Regions from separate parts of the Homo sapiens genome. Here region 1 is linked to region 2. Evidence: chromatin loops called from intact Hi-C (ENCODE). Cell type or tissue: Caco-2. All regions are shown on one strand. Links, peaks and the distances in the headings refer to the core of each region. The heading gives the core; the rest is flanking DNA.

The links. Hi-C counts contacts between places; a loop is a spot of excess contacts. Peaks named below come from ENCODE experiments on the same cell type or tissue, not always from the same donor. Only the 100,000 strongest peaks of a DNase experiment are listed, where the experiment ranks them.
Region 1: it touches region 2 in a loop (2.0-fold over the local background); 1 of 110 quality-filtered maps calls a loop at or near these places.

The regions. Positions count from the first base shown.
Region 1 is chr20:11,909,826-11,915,212 of GRCh38, forward strand. BTBD3-AS1 (BTBD3 antisense RNA 1) reads right to left here. Exons shown (of 3, transcript NR_186407.1): 2 at 3,489-3,851; 3 at 1-682. It also overlaps a transcript of BTBD3 not described here. Among named protein-coding and RNA genes, the nearest start is that of BTBD3, 5.4 kb to the right of the region's middle. In Caco-2, for the core only: a CTCF peak has its summit at 2,712; a DNase peak (open chromatin) is centred at 2,677.
Region 2 is chr20:11,963,816-11,969,202 of GRCh38, forward strand. No RefSeq gene overlaps it. Among named protein-coding and RNA genes, the nearest start is that of BTBD3-AS1, 48 kb to the left of the region's middle. In Caco-2, for the core only: no CTCF peak of the experiment used is centred there; a DNase peak (open chromatin) is centred at 3,100.

The DNA of each region.
Region 1 (5,387 bases), core at 207-5,206, 54 kb before region 2:
CCCAACCTGTCCTGTTCATTTTACAGTGAGCACAATTTAAAATCTAAGATAATTGATATAATTCAGGTGTTTGGTGTTGATGGCGGGGAGGCAGTAAATTGAAGGACAGGAGAGCAGTGTTTATTTCTAAGCACTGAGTGACTAAAGGTATAGAACTTAGTTGTGGATGTTGGGGAAATTTGGCTGTGATACTTGGAACCTCACTAATAATCAGGACTGATGTAGAATATCTGGTGATTTGGGAGTTGTCTGGATTCTTTCTTCCCGTCCCATGTGTTCTTGGAAAAGGTGTTTTTCCCAAATAGAACAAGATACTCTTTGGTTAATATGTGAGAGAAGCTTTTGGACTTTGATGATCTGATGGAGGAGATGTTCTTGGTGACTATCTTTCGAATATCAGAAAAAAAAACAAAAAAAACTAATACTAGCCAAAGTAAAACATATCTTTGGAAACACTTTCCTTTTTCTTTGACCGAAACATATTATTTTCTTCTTCTGTTATTTAAAGCCAACAAATGACCTGGAGAAAGCCACAGCAATGGTTGGGTGAGGTTGTTCCATTCCAGCATTCCCAGTAGGATTGATTGAAGTCCTTTGTTGGAACAGCCCCATTCAGGCCTTTTTGAAAGGGACCTCCTGAGCCTTGATTTTACTTTTCTTTGGATAGACTATTTTCAAGTACCTAGTAGAAAGTCATATATATATATTGGGATCATTGTATTATGATAATGTTTCTCTCTCTTAAGCTAACATTTTAATATGGATTCTATTTGTTTGAAAGTAAGCAATATCTTCTAATGAGTCATTTAGCTCCATATTTAACCTATGTATAAAGTAGTTGTAAGTTAATAAATCTTGAATTGATTGATAAAATATCTTTAGCAAATATTACCCAGAGAGTTACAGGCTTATACTGATCAGTTTTATGTACATTTTATGTACAATTGTGTGGCATGAGAAAATACTAGAAATGCATTATATTAATGCTGGAACTCTTACCAGTCCTGGCAATGCAAATTCTCATTTTGAGATTTCCATCTAGATATTCTACCATATCAATGGTTGTCATAGTAGCAGTCTCAATTGAGAATTGTGATTATATACTTTATCAAATAACTACTTGATGAAAGCTCAATTATTCTAATGTAGTTCAGCCAGAATTCTGAGCCATCATCTTGCCTGGTTAAGGAAATAATTAAGCAACCTAAAAAAAAGATTTCTTTCTTTCTGTTGAATTGTACAAATTTTACCGTATTTCACTGACTGTAGGGTGCCATCAGGTGTAAGACATGCCATTACTTTATGTACTGCTAAGAAAGGAAAAAAAAAAGCCTAATAGTTACACTCATGAGATGGCATCAATTAAAAGACACAAACCAGTTTCAGAGATGTTAAAGTGGCGAGGGTGGGGGAGGCACAAGGAATCTACAGTCCATAAAATATGGCACTTACATATGTACACAGAGTTTTAGTTGGGTATTGGTCATAATCATATTAAAATGTAAAGAAAATTATATTAAGTAAATAACTATTTCTGGCAAATATTATACAGATTTTTTAAATCCTAGAAACCTATAATTGGAAAAGATAGGCGATCATGTAGTCAATACACCTGAGGAAATGTACCATGAGATCATCTAGAGCAGAGTTGTCTAACCTTTTGGCTTCCCTGGGCCATGTTGGAAGAATTGTCTTGAGCCACACATAAAGTATGCTAACACTAAGGATAGCCCATGAGCTAAAAAAATTGCAGAAAAAAAAAATCTCATAATGTTTTAAGAAAGGTGGCGAATTTGTTTGAGGCTGCATTCAAAGCCATCCTAGGCCTCTTGCAGGGCCGCAGGTTGGACAAACTTGATCTAGAGTATGTAAAACTTAGCAATTGGTTGCCTTTTTTTATTGAAGTATCTTCAACTTTACAAAAGAAATTATAATATTCCTTTAAATAGCCATCTTCAGAGTATCTCCTGGTAAACTTTATATACCCCTTTTCAAGATCACTTAATGTATGGAAGAGAATAATTTGGGATTTAGATGAGTAGTTTAGTATTCCAAACAAGGTGCACACTGAGACACAGTGTGTATGTAAGAGCTATAATCGTCAAATGTCATGGTAAGTGCCATATGGAATTTTAAAAAGAATCATCGTTCCCTGCCTTCTAAGAATTACCACATTCTACCTTTGGGCATTCCTCCCCACCCCCCGCTCACCCCAAATCTAAAGTACAATTCAAGGTTAACTGGAGCTCTGTGTGGTGAAAAGGTGGCTTAATGAAACTGACCATGAACCTTATACTGTGGACAGCACTGAGGTATGCCTTGGCCAAATACTTGGCCTTAGTTATCAACCTTGGTGCTGGAATTCAAACTGGGTCATTGTCGAGAGAGGCCAAATTGAGTTGCTAGTGAGATATGGCTGGGTGGCTAGATGGGCTCCTTGCAGGAGGCTGTCTCAGGAAGTGGGCACAGCAGTGAATCAGCCAACAGGTGGCCTCATGGAGGTTTGAAGTCCACAATGGGCACCCAGCCTGAAGTGTGGGTTCAAGTGCAGGTTTGGAAATAACACTGTGGGATTTGGACATTGGGTGTGGACCGGATCACAGTGCACAGCACAAATCTTGCTTATTATTGAACCTTCCCTGCAAAATCAGATTCACAGCAAAATGGGACCTGCTTGGCCCATAGGTGGGGCTAGAGGAAGCCTGCAGATAGGATGAAATGTCAGTAGCTGTGCAGTCTGAAAAGAGTACAAGGATGAGGAGCTAGATTAATCTTTGAGATTTTGTGTTTTAGATGATTGCATCACAAACGTTTCCTGCTTTGGGCACAATTGCTGCTAATGGTGAGAACTTACCTTTGTAGACTGTTTTTAACTAAAGTGCTTTCACAAAACATATAATCTTGCCTTCACAATAAACCTGAGGGAGAAGCTGGGTCTAATTACCCCATTTGGCAGATGTGGAAAATGAGGCTCACAAATACTGACCTTAAGGTCACTTGTTGTTAGCTCTTGCTTTTTTAGCTATGCTATGCTTCCAGCGCTTGACTCCATATTTATTTCCAAATTTAGAAAGCATATATAGTCTGTTTTCCAGCAGCTTCTGCTGACTTTGGGGACTGCCAACATTTTGTTGCTTATCTTTTTACCTCCCAAATCAAAAGCATAATTTTTGCTCAGTATTGAAGGGACAAATAAGCAAAAACAAAACACTATTCCCTCATAACTTACCAGATTAAACTACTCTCCTCTGTTAGGTTATGTTAATCATTTTTGGAAGTGATAGGTATTTCTTCAGTCTACCTTACCTTGTTTAAACCTCTGTTAACCTCACTGCTGTTGCTTTTTAGCGGCCTTGTAGTAAACCATGTACAAGTCCAGACAAGGAGTCCAGAGTTAGAGCAAGTTAAACAAGAGTTGCCAGCATTATTAGTTGTTGACATAGAAGTTGGTGTTAACCGTGAATAGCTGGTTTCTAACTTTATTTTACCTGGAGAGCCTCTTCTGTTTTTGAGCAGCGTCCTCACTGCAGTTCCTTCCTTCCATCTCATTCCACAAGTATCCTTTCAGCATTCTTGCCTGTAGTGTGCCCCTACAGGGGTGCAGACTACATATGTTCATGGTTTTCATCTTTGTAAACTTTAAAAGAAAGCTCTTCTTTTAAAGTAGATTAGAAATATGACAATTGAGCATTCTGTAAGTGTGTGAGGTAATTACTGTGAGTGAATATTAGAGTGAATGAAGCAAACAACATGACAAGCCAGGAGATCCGCCTCGTAGTCCAGGTGTTGCCCCACTTCTTTACTGTGGAATTTTCACAAACCCCTTATACTTCTGACACCAGTTGCCATACCTGTGAAAAAAGAGTTGCATTAAATGATTTCTGGAGTCCCGTTCAGTTTCAAACCTCATTCAGGTCTGCAAAGTGAATATGTCAGATTGTATTAAATAAAGGTAGGATTGCTGACAAACCTTCCAGTGGTGAAAAGGATGATCTAAGTGAGCTTAAATTCTGTGGATAATTTTGTTATTATTGGGAATTGAATGGAAATAGGTTAACAGTGATTCAGCTTTCTGGCAATTATAAAATCAACTGAAACACACTATTATTAGCTAACTTTTTAAGTTTGGTTTCTAGTCTTGCTCACCGCCGTATGCCCAACACCTAATACACTGCATAGTCAGTATGTTTTATTTTGGGAATACTTTCATACAAACTTGATGGACTTCTTGGCCTATTTACCTCATTAGGGCAGACAGCTCTAAAATTCAGGAAGTGTAGAAACAAGTGATAAAATGCCTATTGGAAAGAAATTTTAGGAGTAAAATGTAGCAGTAGACATCAGGCTGCTATCCTTTTTTACCCTTCAACCCAGTGGGTGATGTTTCTGGGTTACAGACTCAACAGATGGAGTTTTAACTATTTATGTTTAATCAAGGAGGAAAAGAAGCCATAATTTGTATTTAATGTAGTAGACTATAGAAATGAAAGAATAAAGTGATACCAAAATTTTGTATATTCAAATCAATCTTATAGTTTTATAACATTTTAACCCTAACATTTTATTGTATTTTGGGTTGCAATTACTCATGGCAGATGAAAGCCATGGCTTCTCTTTCTAGAAAAATAAATGCACACATACTGCCAATTTCACCGACAGCTTGAGGAGTTTCATGAACTTGCCATCATCTGGTGGTCCCTAGTCTGAATTCTTGATAGAAAATAACCTAGTATGTTCATGTATACATATGTAACTAACCTGCACATTGTGCACATGTACACTAAAACTTAAAGTATAATAATAATAAAATAAAAAAAAAAGAAAAGAACCTAGTGTGTTAAACCTTAAATGCCCTTAGAAATAACCTAGACCAGTGTTTCTTAAACTGTGGTCATGAGATCAGTTGAATGGATTATGACCAACATTGAAAAGAAAAGAAGAAAGAAGAAAATAGAAAATATCAGAGTGTATATCATAACATGCTAAGAGTAGGTTTTGTTTTTTGAGCCATGTCTTTCCATTTGTATGCCTGTATGTGTGTTTATGTTTAGTACTAAGTCAGAATATAAAATGCATTTCTTACTGTGGATTGAGTGTAAAGTTTGAAAAACATTCATTCTGGGTGAATCTCTTTCATCTTATAGCTGAGGAAAACTGAGGCCCTTAAAGGCTAAATGATTTGTTCAAATACTCGCCTTTCTCTATTTTAAGTGGCCCAGCCAGGACTGAACTAGATTGGTTGCTAATTTTACCATGCTACATTGCTAATTTGTTGAAATACAATTGTGAAGTAGACCATTTAAAAGTACTAAGTGATTATCTGCTTCATAGTTGACATTTTTTAATTCCTTATTTTTCCTGCCGAAATCATCACTGTCATTATCTTT
Region 2 (5,387 bases), core at 254-5,253:
GCAAGGGAGGAAAATTGAGGCCTTTTTTATTTTCAACCCATCTAAGGCAGGAGATGTAAATAATACTTGTGTTCTTTGCCTCACCATTTATATTATTTCTTTAATTTAAAAATGATTTTTGAAAAGCAGTAACAATTTCTCTATATCTTAATTATTAGGTAATTTTGATCTTTCTACCTTTTTTGGTTCTCCTGGAATTTTAGGAGGCTTCTGGCTGGGACTTACATGAAGAGGCTAATTTAGTGCCACAAATGACTCCATCTCTCTGCCTTCAAGTAAAAGAAGCAGAATCACCTCTGCAAGAAAACAAAATAATTCTGCATCACCTTGGTTGGTTTAACACAGGTCTCTTGCTTATGAAATGCACACTTACCTTTGACATTCTTTTTTACCGAGTACTTCTAATCATCAGTGAAGTTTTTTAAAAAGACACTGCTAAATGTATTCATATCATAAGTAGGAAAAAATCTGACCTAATTTTTAAGATCTACAGTTACTGGAGGCTTTGTGAGGACTTTAAAGGGCTTTATGGATTGAAATTATGAAAGCCAAAATTACTGTATCACTCTGTACATGCATTTTCCTGTTTTCTCCTCCCAACAAGATTCTAATGAAAGTATTAATACTAGTCCTATATTACAGGTTTGAGAAAATTGAGGCACAGAGGAGTTAGAAACTTGTCCAAGTCACATAGCAAGAAGCAGGAGAGTCAAAATTTGAGCCCAGAAACTCTACATTGCAGGCTATATACTTAACCATTATGCCATCATGCAATAAAGTAAATGATTGTCCTGTCTCTAACCAAATGATATTAAGTCCTTTTCTATTCCGTGGAAGATCCAGAAGCCATTACTAGGACCATGGAGGTAGATTGCAGCTCAGTATACAAACAAATATGTATCCTAACTTTTTAGAGTTGTCTAACAACAAAAGGTGGTGTGAGGTAGGGGTTCCCAGATATGATTGAACATCACTGATTCAAGAACTTAGGCCTCAGAGACTGGGTTCAAATTCTTACTCAATGGCAGTGTCTAAGGCACCTAAGTTATTTTTGGCCTCAGTTTCATCTTAAGAAATAAACAAGCAAAAAGTAGGAACAACTCTAGGTAATTACGTGTTATTGTGAGGACAGAGTGACATATTTAAAGCTCTTAACTCATTATAGGTCACCAGCAAGGATTCATTTCCTTTCTTCATCTGCCTTAGGAGTTGTCCAATAGAACTTCCAAGTGATTTTACAGGAACTTGAGTGGTAAGAAGAGGTATTTTTGTATCAGGAAAAGGATGGGTTGAGCTACATGGTACTAAAAACATCACCTGGTGAGCTTGTTAGATACACAAATTCATGGCACTACTTCTGACCTACTGAATCCAATCATCTCTGGGTGGGGCCAGAAATCTAGTCTCAAGGTGATTCTTATGCTTCTTAAACTTTGCAATGCACTTGCCTGGATGACCTCCAAGGACTCTTACTGCTTTAATTCTGTGGTTCTGATTTATCCATCCCTCGCCACCACCCATCTAATAATTGCTCCTGTTTGCTGAATACCTCCTTTGCTCAGACATGTGAGTAAATTCTTTGCATGCATTTGTTTAATCTCTACACCAATGGAGTGGCATTATGATCATCCACACTATACAGATGAGGAAACTAAAAAGTTAAGGAACCTGCAGACTAGGATTCCAATGTGAATCTGTCTGGAGCTTCATAGCTACAAAGCACTCTGCCAAACGAATCCCTCCAGAGGGTCCATCTCTCAGAATTCCAAGAAGGACTCAAAGGGGAGCTATTTGTCTTTTAAATTCTCTTACTTGATAGTGCAAGGAATGAAGAAATTAATCTAATGATCCCAGACAAGTCATAGAAGGCTTGTGTGGAAGGTCATTGGCTGATAACCTGAATCCTCTCAAGATTAAACAGTGCTGGGAGGATATGGGGCTGAGGAGAAGAGGGCCAGGCACTCTCTCCCAGGGAACTGCTCAGCGAGGAGCCACCTGGTGGGTGGAAGTGCTGCCTTAAGTGCCCTGCAGTTGAGACATCCAGCTGTAGATAATTATTTTTTCCCAACTATAAATAAAATGATCCTTAAGAAGAATAAAAAGGAGAAAAGCAGTTGGGAAGCCTCATGTATACTCTCCCCATCCACTGCATTGGATGATAAAGCAATGAGTTAATTTTAACCATTTCCTGCCACCTGACACCTTTTCTGCTGGTAATGTGTCTGTAAGGAACTGGTCTCGAAGCAAAATTTATGGTCAGCTAAGCCCGGAGAAGAGGTGACTATGTGCACTTTCCTGCTCTGTGGTCCTGACAAGGAAAACCCACAGCACAAATCTACAGTTTATTTTGTGCGGGGAGAAAGACCTTGTGTCCCCTCACCCTGGAACCCCTACCTCCGCTTTGCATGTGCTTCAGCCACACAGATGTATGCTTCCAGCACTGGCCTCCTGCCTGGGCACTGCTCAATGTAAGTGGGGCCTCGAGATATAGACAATGATCAGGATTTCAGATGATTTGAGAAGGAAGTCCCCTGGGCCCAACTCAAACCACCTCCAGCACCAGAATTTCACAAGCTGACATCAGTCCTTTGGTGAAGCATTCTTCCTCTTATAAAATGAAAAATATGCCTGGAATGAAAACACACCAACCCTCCTCTCTCATTTGAACCATTATAATCAAAAAAGTTATTTTTTTATGACTCGATTTTGATGGGTTTGGGGACAGAGACTACAGAAGCCATGGATATGTGCTGTTCAATGTGTGGTTTCCATCAGCAGCGCTGCACCTCCTGGAGCCTGGAAGAAATGCAGAGTCTCAGGTGCCGTCTCCCACCTCCTGAATCAGAATCTGCATTTTAAAACATCCCCAGGTGATTGTGTGCATATTAAACTTTGGGAGGTACTGATCTAGATGTCTGAGACTGAAATGGCACCACATAGTAGTCATGTGGGGCAAGGAAAGAGGCCCAGAGATCGTTTAGCCTGGTGGGCAAACACATAATCTAGAAATGCAGACAAAATCCTCAAAATGCATGCAGAGCAGAAAGCAGCTGAGAGATCAAGATGTAATCTCTAACCATGGGTCAACATTTAGGTCAATAGCAATATCTCTTGGTGGCCTCTTAGGGACGGAGCCCTGGACTCTCAGTGAGTAATAACAAACAAAGGTAAGAATAACAAACAGAGGTAAGAATGGTATTGCCTGGTTGACATCTGCTAGGCAACCTTCCACAGCAAAATTCCAGTTAAAAATTTCAAATGTGACTGTCTGACAAATTGTCAGACATCATATTTTCTACCCGAAACCTATTTTGGTTTTCAGTTCCCACTGAATGTTGTCCATGAGGTACTGAGCCAAATGGTGGGCTTCCCAGACCCTTATCTTGATGCCTGAGAGTCTGAGAGTCTCCAGGTATTTGAGTCTAAAGGTGAAGAAGGATCATTGTCCTGGACACTGTAGATGGGGGAGGTCCAGGAGGGTAGAGCCTGGGCTGAAGACTGGGGACACTGTGTTATGTTTCCTCTGGTTAATTCAGCCAAGCCTGCCACAAACCTGTAGGAGAAACTATTGATAGTTGGCTTTGGGAGGCCAAGATGGGAGGATCACTTGAGCCCAGGAGTCTGACACTTGCCTGGAAAACATAGTAGGACCCCAGTCTCTACCAAAACAATTAAAAAATTATTCAGACATAGTGGTATGTGACTGTAGCCCCAGCTACTGGGGAGGCTGAAGGAGGAGGATCACTTAAGCCCGGGAGGTCAAGGCTGCAGTGAGCCATGACTGCTCCACTGCACTCCAGCCTTGGTAACAGAGTGAGACTGTCTCAAAAAAATAAAAATGAAAAAAGAAGAAGAAACTTGTCTGTGTGGGCCATGTTGCCTGTGTTGCCTGTTATTGTGAATTGGAGAGAAAAGTTTAAATTGTCACATATTTGTTTCTAAAACATTATTATAAATAAGTAGTTCAGCAATTTCAGTAAAACCTCATAGACTTTACACTCTTCAGCTGAGGATGGATTTAGGTTCCTCAGTCCCAGCTCCACCATCAGCTACTTTGTAGCTACGATCTGAAGCATGCATGGGTGGGAGCTGAAGTCTGCAGGAATCCATAGCGCATCTTCTGTGAAGGGAGGCAACTTTGTAATTCAGATCACACTCAGGATGATGTGGGGTTCCAGGTTAGGAAATATTCTCTTCCATGAAATGGAACACATGTATACGATAATTTAACATCAATGGAAATGTCGAATCCTAATGAGATACACAGAGACTGCTCTGGTACCTATGGAACCGCATTGCAAATCTCCACAATGTTATCTACATAGAATATAAATCTCTTCACCACCAGGCCCTGATGCGTCTCATCCAGTTTAAAATTCTTGAAGATGATTTTATCATTCCCCAACAGTGAGGAAGAACTGGAGACCCTGGTTGGGGAGGGAGCAATTTATAGAAATGAAAATAGATAATTAAGCTTTAAACTAAATAAAATAGATAAGAACTAGTTACTGAGAGAATTCAAATGAGGCAATTATGTGCTGCAGAATCTCAGCAGGTCTAGATTTTCAGGGAGAGGCAAGCTTTCTTGTTTATAAGCAAGTCTCTTATTACACAAGGTTTAATTGGGGATGCTAATACCTGTATCTCTTCGCAGTCATGATGTCTCATCCACAGTAAACCCCAAGCATCTATCGGCAACATCAGCATTTGGTGGTCTGTAGAAAGGTCTCTATTCAAAAGCATGGACCTTTTTATCCTAACGTCTTTTCTGTATGTTCCTAAGGAATTAAATCCATCTCAATCTTCACATTCCATCAGTGTCTCATTTACTCAGGGACTGTTCTAGAGACAGGGCAGATCCTGAACTCCTAGGGCTTACATTCCACTGGAGGAAACAACCAAAATACATGTAATAAATCTACACTGAAGGTATGAGAGGGAAAAGGACACTAAGACATAGTATAACTAAGGTAGGTAGGTGACTGCCTGTTACACATGACAGTCAGAAAGAGGGAGGTCCAGACAGAGAGAACAGCAAGAGCAAAAGGCCGAGGCAGGGATGAACTCGGTATGTGTATTTTTCTTTTTAACTAATGTTTATAGCACTTATCAAACACTGGAAACTGACCTAAATAATTTGCAAGGACTAGCTCCTTTAATCCTCATAAAAACTCTGAGTTAAATACTATTATTATTTGTAAAATGCAGTATTTTATAAGAAAGTTGAGGCACAGAGAGTTTAAGTAGCCTGCCCAAGGTCACACAGCTGGCAAGTCATACAGCCAGGATTCAAACCCAAGTCTGACCCCAAGGTCTGCGCTCGTAACTGTTTTGCCAGTGGTTCCCAAACACTGCTGCACGTTGGAACCCCCTGGAAATCTTCAAAA